2 separate regions of the Homo sapiens genome follow, and region 1 is linked to region 2. The links are chromatin contacts, found by Hi-C or POLR2A ChIA-PET in ENCODE. All regions are on one chromosome and are shown on one strand. Each heading gives the region's core, a stretch centred on a gene start or an enhancer-like site at or near the end of the contact. The rest is flanking DNA. Distances are from core to core; before and after follow the strand shown.

Region 1 (4,810 bases), core at 2,245-4,744, 82 kb after region 2:
TAGAGACGGGGTTTCACCTTGTTAGCCAGGATGTTCTCGATCTCCTGACCTCGTGATCCGCCTGCCTCGGCCTCCCATAGTGCTGGGATTACAAGCGTGAGCCACCACGTCCAGCCAAAAATGATTATTAGAATGATTGTTCTGAAATACCCTTTGCATGACTCCTTTGTGATATTCATCAAATATTTCTTGCTCTCCACCCTCCAGACACATGGTAGGGTTGCAGTTTTCTACTCCACTGCCATTGACCTTTGGGTGTGGCCCTATGACTTACTTTGCCTCCTAAAATGTAATAGGACAGAATAGAAACTTTAAGTCAGAGGGCAGAGTCCCCACTGAATGAATGGGTGGCAAGAAATAAACCATCAATGAATGGGTGGCAAGAAATAAACCATCAATGAATGGAAAGCAAGAAATAAACCTTCTTGTTAGAAGCCACCCTACGCATTCACACTTCATGGTTTCATTTAATCCTCACAGAAGTCCTATGAGGTAGGTATTATTCCAGTGTCCCAAAAAAGGAAATCGGGGTTTATTCACAGCCAACATAACTCTGGAGCTGTGTCCTTCAACAGCATGGCCACCAGCCCCAGGCAGCAATCAAGCATTTGAAATGTGGCTGGTCCAATAAAACACATACCAGATTCAAAACTGGCATGAAAGAGGAATGTAAAAATCTCATTAATAGTTTATATTTTACCTGCTCTTGGTTGTTGAAAAAAATAGTTTCTATTAATTACACGACGAAATAATATTTTAGAGACACTGGGTGAGTTAAATAAAATATGATCTTAAAATTAATTTTGCTTGTTTATTTTTATCTTTTAGAACAGAGCTACTAAAAATGGAAAAGTACATAGGCAGCTTGCATTTGTAATCTGTGCTATATTTCTCTTGGACAGCACTGGTTTACTGGTTATAGATTGAGGAAGCAAAGATAGTTGCTCTGAATGTAAATTCAGGGCTCTTTGGAGCATGTATTCCTCCCCTCTCAAAGGGAACTTATCTGGTGGTGGTGATTTGACTGGCTGCTCATCTAAATGTATTTATTCATGGATTCATACAACACATATTTATTGTGCAGTTACTGTATACAAAGCTCTGCAGGAGGTGGTATGATTGTGCTCTACCCTGAACTCACAGTCCTGCCGAGGACAAAAGTTTTGTGGGTGAAGAGCTGATAAATGGCCAAGTTTGAAGGTAAATGAGATGCTAATAGGAATGCTGTTCAGGAAAGGGAAGTCTGACCTGGCTTGGAGTAGTGAAAATAAAAAACCTATCTGAAGACCATACTGCCCCAGCTTTAAATGCAATTTGCTCCTTGAACTTTCCCAAAAATACTCACAATTCATGTAATCTCAGCAAGTCTATACATTAACCCACTTCTACTCTCTACTTGTTACTTTAAAAAGAACTCAGTCACTCTGGATGCAAGTGTTTACCATGTGGGGAAAAACACTAAGGAATTCAGCTTCATTTTGTCCCAATTAGGCTTATTGAAATAACAACATCAATGCCATTATCTCAGAGGTGAAAATAACTGGACAATTCCACTATTTATTCTTCAATGATTAATTAATAAAAGGAAAATTATATCTAAAATGTCAGCTGATGAACCAGTATCACATTTTCATTTCTAATGGTTCAAAGCTCATGTCAAACCCTTTGATTTTCTTTTCTTTTCTTTTTTATTTTTTGAAATAGGGTCTTGTTCTGTCACCCAGGCTGGAGTGCAGGGGCATGATCACTGCTCACCCCAACGTCAACCTCCTGGATTCAACTGATCCTCCCAATTGAATGATTGTTCTGAAATACCCTCTGCAGGACTCCTTTGTGATATTCATCAAATATTTCTTGCTCTCCACCCTCCAGACACATGGTAGGGTTGCACTTCATTACTCCACTCACATTGACTTTTAGGTGTGGCCCTATGACTTACTTTGCCTCCCAAAGTGTAATAGGACAAAATAGAAACCTGAAGTCAGAGAGCAGAGTTCCCACTCTGAGTAGCTGGGACCACAGGCGCAGCTAATTTTTTATTTTTTTGGAAAGATGGAGTCTCACTGTGTTGCCCAGAATGGTCCCAAACTCCTGGGCTCAAAGAATCCTCCCACCTTGGCCTCTCAAAATGCTGGGACAAGCGTGAGCCACCACGCCTCACCAAACCCTTTGCTTTTCATGTAATCTTTTAACTAAATCTTGTGGATAATGAGCAATTTTCTTTCTTTCTTTTTCCTTCCTTCCTGCCTTTCTTTCTTTCTTTCTTTCTTTCTTTCTTTCTTTCTTTCTTTCTTTTTCTTTCTTTCTTTCTTTCTTTCTTTCTTTCCTTCTGTCTTTCTCTCTTTCTTTCCTTCTTTCTTCTTTCTTTTCTTTTCTTTTAAAGATGTATTAGTCTGTTTGTGTTGCTATAAAGGAATGTATGAGACTGAGTAATTTATAAAGAAAAGAGGTTTATTTTGGCTCACAGTCCTGCAGCCTGTACAGGAAGGATGGTGCTGGCCTCTGCTTTTGGTGAGGGCTCCAGGGAGCTTACAATCATGGCGGAAGGTGAAGGGGAAGCTGCTGTATCACATGGTGAGAGAGGAAGCAAGAGAGAGAAGCAGGAGGTCCCAGACTCTTAAACAACCAGATCTCGTGTGAACTAAGAACTCACTCATCACCAAGGGGATGGCACTAAGTCATTCATGAGGGACCCATCTCCATCATCCAATACCTCCCACTAGACTCCACTTTCAACATGAGATTTGGAAGGGATAGACATCCAAACCACATCACAGCTTTTTTTTTGAGACAGAGTCTCTCACTATCACCCAGGCTGGAGTATGGAGTGCAGTGGTATGATCTCAGCTCACTGCAGCCTCCTGAGTTCAAGCAATTCTCCTGCCTCAGCCTCCCAAGTAGCTGGGATTACAGGTGCCGGCCACCACGCCCGGCTAATTTTTGTATTTTTAGTAGAGATGGGGTTTCGCCATGTTGGCCAGGCTGGTCTCAAACTCCTGACCTCAGGTGATCCCCCCGGCCTCAGCCTCCCAGAGTGCTGGGATTACAGGCATGAGCCACCATGCCTGGCCTTCAAAGCACTTTTTTAGGATGTTCTTTATCTTTTATATCTCTCTGCCAGTGATTTTCATGGTGTGATATATAGTCAACCCCACATCAGATCACCTGGAATCATTGTCGATATTGGGTACAACTTGCCTCACCCCAGAATTTCAAGGAGTGTGACCTGCGAGTCTGTATTTTTACCAGGTAATTCCTATGTTTGTTAAAGTTGGAGAAGCATTGCTGTTAGTCCAGGAAACAAACAAGTTGGTCTCTTAGATTCTCCCTGACAAGATCAAAGGGCAGTAGAAGTAAAGACTAGAAAATATTTTGAAAGTCCTCCAACAGTCAAGGGGAGTGGAAAGGATTATTCATAACCCTTTGGTGCCAAGAAATCTGGAACTTCTAAAGCTATGGGCTAATGCATCTTGCATTAGCAATTTGGCATGCAGGAAATCCCCCCACCCAGAGTGCCAGGGGCACAGGGAGTCTTGGCATCCCTTAAATAAAACAAAGTTGGGATTTTCAATTTACCCAAGGCTTCTGATTTCCTACTTTGTGGTCTGAAAGAAAACAAAATGACTATATTCTTTTCCCAAGGTTGGCGATTATATGTGATAATTTTTCTTAATGGCATAAATGAAACTGTGGCTTGAGGGGAAGTAATGAACAAATGGTTCAGGAAAACGGAATTGGGAAAATCCTGTTCCTTGGTGAGAACAGATCAGCCTCTTAGGTGTCGATACAGCCTTTCACTTGCTGCAGCACAGCACAGTCTAGTGTTCTTGGAGGGTTCAGACCTCCTTTGGGATCCAGATGTAGTTTGGATTATCTTTAAATTGGGGCATTGGTTGGATCTAAATACTTCCTTTTTAGCTTTTTGTTTTGAATTACTTTTAGACTTTCGAGAAGTTGTAAAAATAGTACAGTGTGTTCCCATCACCCTGCTTCCCACATTGATAACATCTTACATAGCCACAGCATATTTTCAAAACCAAGAATTTGAAATATGTGCAATATTATTACCTACACCACAGACTTGGTCCCTGTTATAGTCTGAATGTTTGTGTCACCCCCAAAATTCATATGTTGAAATCTTTCTCCAATGCATTAGTGTGAATAGGTGGGACATTTATGAGTTGATTAGGTCATGAAGGTAGAGCCCTCATGAATGGGATTAGTGCCTTATAAAAGCGGTCCTTTGTTCCCCTCTTTCATCATGTAAGGACACAGCAAGAAGGCCTGAGGAACGGCCCTTACCCAACAGTGAATCTGTTCGCACGTTGATCTTGGACTCCTCAGCCTCTAGGACTGTAGGAAATAGATTTATGTTATTTATAAGATATTTTGTTATAGCAGCCAAAATGGACTAAGGCAGCCACGTTTGTGTAGCATGTAGGCAAGATGTCTCAGGAGCAACCTTAGGAAGCATCTTATGATACATATTGGACATGTGCACAACACACATAGAACACTAGTTTGGTTGCAGACTCCACTGGTGTTTTGTTTCATAAGAGCAGCCACAGTGCCCTGTGGAAGGTGGCACCATCTTCTTTTCCATAAACATTAGCCATGCCATCTACTATGAATGACAGAGATTTTTCAGTTCAAGTTTCTGAGGACTGCAAACAAGTATCAAAGAGCCAGATGTTTCTTTGCATTAAACCAGTTTTATTACTCGCCTTTTGTCTTATACACTTAATAAATACAATTTTCTACATTTCTATGGTGCTTTAAATTTGCAAAACCATATATCTTAGTTTATTTA
Region 2 (5,300 bases), core at 336-2,835:
ATCCGAGTTTCAAGTTTAATTTCACTCTCGCTGGGAAAGCCTGGAGGCAGAGGGAAGCTCCGCGCGTTTCAGGGCCTCCCACAGAAACGCAGCCGAAGGAACCCCGCTGGCCTTGAGGCTACCCCCCAGGAACGCCCCGCAGCGGGCCGGGTCTGAAAGAATGTGGAGTTCCAAACTCCAGGCGGCTCCCGGGCATGCGCAGTAGCGCCGCCCCTCCCGTCCGCTTCCCGAGTGATTAACTTCTGTTTTGAACCACTCCACATAAATCACGACAGAAACGCCACCTCCAGCCCACAGCGGAACACTCGGGGGACCTCCCAGCCAGGGACTCAATTTTTGTTAACTTCAAAAGGGACTTCACACTCTGACCTTTCGGGGTGTTTTGTGTGGTTTCTCCACCCCCCGTCCCCCTCCGGTGTATTTTGTTTTTAAACCAAACTGACGGCAAGTTTTAGTTGTAAAGCTTCCAGAACACTTCGTGGAAACAATGACAGCCTTGCTCTTTGCACTTACAACCAAGCCTGCTTGTCACATTTGGACGCATTTTGACTGCATGCCGCTTGAAGCTGCTGGCCCTGGGTGCTAACTCTTCCTCCTGCCCCAAAATTCATCGTGGGAAAACTTTTAGAGACTGGGGATTTGTAAAAGTCTAGCTTTCCAAAGCTGTTTACACCCGAGGGCGATGAGGGGGTCCAGAATCGCATTCCTTCGATCGTAAAAACACCACATCCCTAAAGAACAGTGCTAGGGCCCGGCTGGGAGTAGGGGGGCGGCGGGGGCGGGGGCGGGGGGAGCCTAGGAGTGGAACTTTCAGACAAAGCCGCGGCGGTCCCGCGGCCCCGGCCGCCTGGGTCCGGATCGGGAAAAACGAGGGGCTGGGTCCTCCCTACTCGGACCCCATATCCCCAGCACGCGAGAAAGAGCGAGAAGCCACGCGGCGGCTGGGCCGAGCGTGGGGTGTCGGCGGAGACAATGAAACTTGCAGGCGCACAAACAAGGCGCTGAGCGTGTTTCTTGACAACGTGCCAGCAGCGTGGAGAGGCTCGCCCCACAACAGCCCCTCGTGTTGTGTCTAGCAGGAAAACAGCCGCTGCCGTTTCAGACGCAGCCTCAACAAAGAGCACGGCCGCCACTCCAGCATGAGAGCCCCTGGGCGGAAAAGTCCACCAAGTGACTCCGCGCGGCGCGGCCCGGCCAGCACGTTTCCCCGGACTCGCGTCTTCTGGTGCGCGCAGCCCGCGGCCGCCTTACCTTTCTTGCCTTTCATTCTGGATCTCCCCTCCCAGCGCGAGGCAAGGCGGGGGTCTGGAGGGGCCAGGAGCGGGGACACAGGGGATAAGCGAACGTCTCCTTCACAGCCGACTCTCCCGTAACTTGTAGGACGTGCTCCAGCCGTTATTGCTAAACAGGACGCTCTGATCCCAGGCGCCCGCTCCTTGGGTGGAATTCAAGTGACACTTGGGCTTCCTCCCGCCGGGATCTTCTGGCAGCCGGCCGGGGGCTCTCCCTCGCCCAACTCTCTCCCCTCCCCTCTCCGCTCCTTTGTTCCCTGCTCCTGCTCGGCGCACCTCGGCGCTGTCAGAGTGAGAGAGGCGAGGAGGGAAGGTACAGGAGGTCCTGCCTCCGCCCCCAGCCGCCCGCCCCGTCCCCCTCCCGCCCCGCCGCTCCTCCGCCCCTCCCCCGCACCTTCCAGCCGGGAAGACTGGACCGAGCGCGGCGGCCGCTGTCACTCGTCCCTCGGGGGCGGCGGTGCGGACGCGGGGGGTGGCCGGGTCCAGAAACACGATCCTTTCCGCCTGCCGCGCACGGACCGCCCGCATCCCTCGCCCGGCGGTGGGGGCACCAGCCGAGCGCCCCAGGTTTCTCCCTTGGGCCTTTCTTCCCGGGGCTGGCGAGGGTGCGTTTGGTTCGGAAACTGCAACAGATGGAAAAAAGGACACCTCCCTCCTTCCCTCCTCCACCCCCGGGAAGAAAAGCCTCCCCGTCTCGTTTTTGACAGCTGCCCCGAACTCTACTGGCCCTGCTCTAGCCGCACGAGACAGCCGCCTCTGATTCAAGGGGCGGGGCACGGGAGGAAAAGTATTCGAGACAAGAACCAACTTCTTCCAGAATGCGCGGCTGCCATTGACACGCGGGCGCGGCGCGGCGCACCCTTCTCCTCCCGGGGCTCTTCCTCCAGCAGCGACAGTGGGAGGTCGGCGGGGGTGGGGCGGGGGGGAATGATGAGACACAGCCTAAACGAACGTCTGTTCCCCCGGGCTAAAGCTGCGAGTTCCGGACTGGATTGCAAGGCAGTTTCGAAATCTGACACGTTGCGGACAGACACTTGTCACGCTCACATGCTCTTTAAACGTCTCTGCCCGGGGACGGCCGGGCGCGCGCCTGCCTCACCAAGACTCCGCCTGACACCCCGAGTCGCCGAACCCCGGCAGCGGCCACTTTTATAGCTAAGGGGTGACCACGCCGTGCCTGCTCGTCTGTTTCGGTCAACAGTGTCTACTCTTCGGATTGGAACCCTGCTAGGGGATCCCTCCTCCCATTTCAAACAGAAACTAGCCATTAAGTAAACACCCGTTCCTGTTGGCTTATTTTGGTCCACAGTTAGGAGGGATCCAACAGGAGTTTCTTGATGAAATTGCGCTTTCAAAGACCAGATGCTGTTTGGCTGACTTGAAGAAACGCATGCCCCCTCCTCTGGTTCTAGTTTTCGCGTGGTTACGTCCTGTTGTTTTGAAGCAAACGAACTGTCACATGCCACACAATGAGACTTCCCCCATCACTTTAAAAAAAGGAAAGAAAAGCCCTAAACGTAAATAAGCCTAGCAGAGACAGCGCCCGGGTCTGCCTCCAGTCTGGGCTCTGTGCTGTTTTTGTTCGGTAACCTCGGTGGAGATCCCGGCAGAAGAAACTCTGTGGAAATAAGATTAAACCCGAGGAGTACTAAGACGGCCAAGGGATAACTAACTCGACTTCGGAGCGTCTGTTTCAGGAACTAGAGCTAGCCTGCCACCCTCCCTCAAAAAAAAAAAAAAAAAAAAAGACACCCCCGCCCCTAGAATGCGTGGAGGCCAGAGTTTAAAAAGCCTGGGTGGTTTTTCCAATTACAGGACTAAAATGAATCAACAGGGAAAAAAAGCGTCTCTCTAAGAAGGCAGCAACCTTACGATTTTTTTCTTCTGTGGTTTGCTGACTGCTCGGGACAGAAGAGAACACACACCTAAAACGGCTCGGGGGGAGCGCGGTCCTGGGGACAAGCCACCCGCCCGGACGCTGCCCTGCAACTGCCGGGAGCACAGTTCCTTCCCGGACCTGGCTGCAGATGAATCAGCTGCTGCGCCCGGTGCGGGACAGATGTGGCGCAGGGAGGGGGCCAGCGCCCCCGCCGCCCGTTAGAGGGGGCCGCCTCGCTATTTCGTTTGAAGGGTTGTCTGTGGCTGGGATTGGTGGCTCCTATCCGCTGGGGAGCCGGGAGCGGAGGGAGGAGAGACGCAGGGAGGAGGAGCCGGGGGCTGGGCGACGCTGCGACTCCGCGGCCTGAGTGGCAGGAGCCTCGTCTGGAACCGGGCGGTTACTGGGGAGACGCTTTGTTTGCTAACTTCGAAAGCGGCTTCGGCTGCCTCGGCCGCTTTCGAAGCCACTCCACAAAACACGCCTTCGGTCGGTTTAACCCTACCTCCCCCCCCGCCCGCTTTAGCCAGCTCGAGACAAAAATGTTTCCCTCTTCCCCGTGGTTCTCCTTGGCCACGCGGTGGCTCTCATTATGTACACAAAGGTAGCTTTGCTTTCGTCCAAGTGGACTTGGCTAATGACTGCGATTCTCAGGCAACCGAGATGGGAACCGAGAATTGGAAAGGGTTTATAGCTTGAAAACAAACTTTCCAGGAGAAGGGGGGAGGGGCGGAGACAATTGAAAGCCTCTTTCGAATTAGGGGGAGGAAAAAACGGAGATGTGAACTCACCTTGGCTAGAAGTCAGGCTTGATCGGGCCAATGCACAACTTTTGCCCGAGCAAGTCATATCCAAACGGTTGTTAAAGCTGGCGAGGCACTCCAAAGAGAAACACTGGCACAATTCTGTGATGTAGCGAAAGCTTACAGCCCAACCGCTCCCGTAGATGCACCCCCACTGCCTCCCCCCAGCCAACGCTGATCTCAAACTTGTTTGGAGTTTCGGATTCTTGGTGCATTCTGGGAAGAAAGTGCCTAGGGTCAGCGCAACGTAACAAAGGGAACAGCCTCAAAAAAGTGGGCTTCAGATACCAGCAATTGCTTAGGGTATTTTTTGTTGATTCGTTTTTCTCGAGGTGGAAAAACAAGTTTCATTTCTAGCTCTGTCAGTCCCTTCCAGTCTCGGGGCCTTGCTATAAAACGGATTCAATGACTTTTAAGATTCTTTCCAGTGCTTTTTTTTTTTTTTTAAAGTATATAGATTCAAATTTGCTACATATTATTTGCTGATTCATATGAATGTTACTTGAATTGGGAAATTGCTTGAGTAAAATTGAGGCGTTGCTTGGTGCTGGCGGAGGCTACTGATAAACGTTTTTCACCATTATTTTTTTTCTCTCCAGGCACACATAGTTCCTTTTGGCGTCTTATCTTCTGAAGCTGCCTCAAGGCCAAGCAAAGAAAGTTGTTAAAAAGTTAAGTTACTTTTCACAGCCTGCAAACCCTTCAAAGGCAAGAACTCAAATAGAAACTTGGAAAGGCAGATAAGCCAGAAAAGTGTACTAATAAACGCACTTAATATGATTATTTTTTGATGCCAGGTCCACCAAGTGAAGATTGGAGGATGTATTTGTTTCTTCTACTCAACAACAATTGATAAAGCATGAGTTCCATCAAGGACTGTGTTCTAGGTGGAGAAAGGGTGACTCACCCAGTCATTGGATCTCTTTCACTTCCAGTCTCTGGAAGGCAGATATCTTTATAAAATATGCAGACAGCTAGGCTCTAAACACTGGACAAGAGGTCTGTAATCATCCAGTCACATCTCAGGTCAGAGGGTCTTGGACTGCTTAAGAAAGAGCTGACCATTGTCTTAAGAACCTGGGGTGGCCTAGAGCCATCTTGAGGTGATTTTATCAGCCCCATCAGGATAATTCTCCTCAGCTTCCTTGCATGAATAGTGTAACTGGTGCTACTACTTTTGTTTTTAGTCACTTTTCCTAGCCTGCACTTCCCTTCCCGGCCCTCCTTTTTCCTCTGTAGCCAAGTCATCACTTCTCTTTACCTAAATGAGTTTTGGAATCCAGGGGATAAAACGAAAAGATAGGCAGGGCGCTGTGGCTCACACCTGTA

The links. Hi-C counts contacts between places; a loop is a spot of excess contacts on that map. ChIA-PET counts read pairs that join two places held with the same protein, here RNA polymerase II (POLR2A). Pooled maps may share reads with other maps.
Region 1: a loop to region 2 is called in a map of mammary epithelial cell, with 4 times the contacts of the local background. The contact joins the enhancer-like site here to the promoter of TGIF1 in region 2. A Hi-C loop is called at or near these places in 5 of 168 maps with a recorded cell type or tissue (MCF 10A, PC-9, heart right ventricle and 2 more), 1 of 37 single-sample maps with no recorded cell type and 7 of 50 pooled maps. POLR2A ChIA-PET finds 5 or more read pairs at or near these places in 16 of 52 experiments (A549, BJ, Caco-2 and 13 more).

What each region holds. Positions count from the first base shown.
Region 1 is chr18:3,367,000-3,371,809 of GRCh38, reverse strand. No RefSeq gene overlaps it. Among named protein-coding and RNA genes, the nearest start is that of LINC01895, 19 kb to the right of the region's middle. Within about 2 kb of position 3,494, at least 4 of the 41 ENCODE cell types and tissues checked have a DNase peak (open chromatin) inside an H3K27ac peak, as active enhancers do; they include HCT116, PC-9 and mammary epithelial cell, where a contact is called at or near this core.
Region 2 is chr18:3,446,457-3,451,756 of GRCh38, reverse strand. It overlaps TGIF1 (TGFB induced factor homeobox 1), which reads right to left and starts at 1,585. Exons shown (of 3, transcript NM_003244.4): 1 at 1,252-1,585. The coding sequence starts at 1,267. It overlaps LOC124904237 (a long non-coding RNA gene), which reads left to right and starts at 1,101. Exons shown (of 2, transcript XR_007066269.1): 1 at 1,101-1,225; 2 at 4,571-4,751. RefSeq lists enhancers at 1-268, 2,356-2,545, 2,133-2,752, 2,646-2,785, 2,753-3,374 and silencers at 846-895, 1,536-1,695, 1,726-1,835, 3,496-3,565.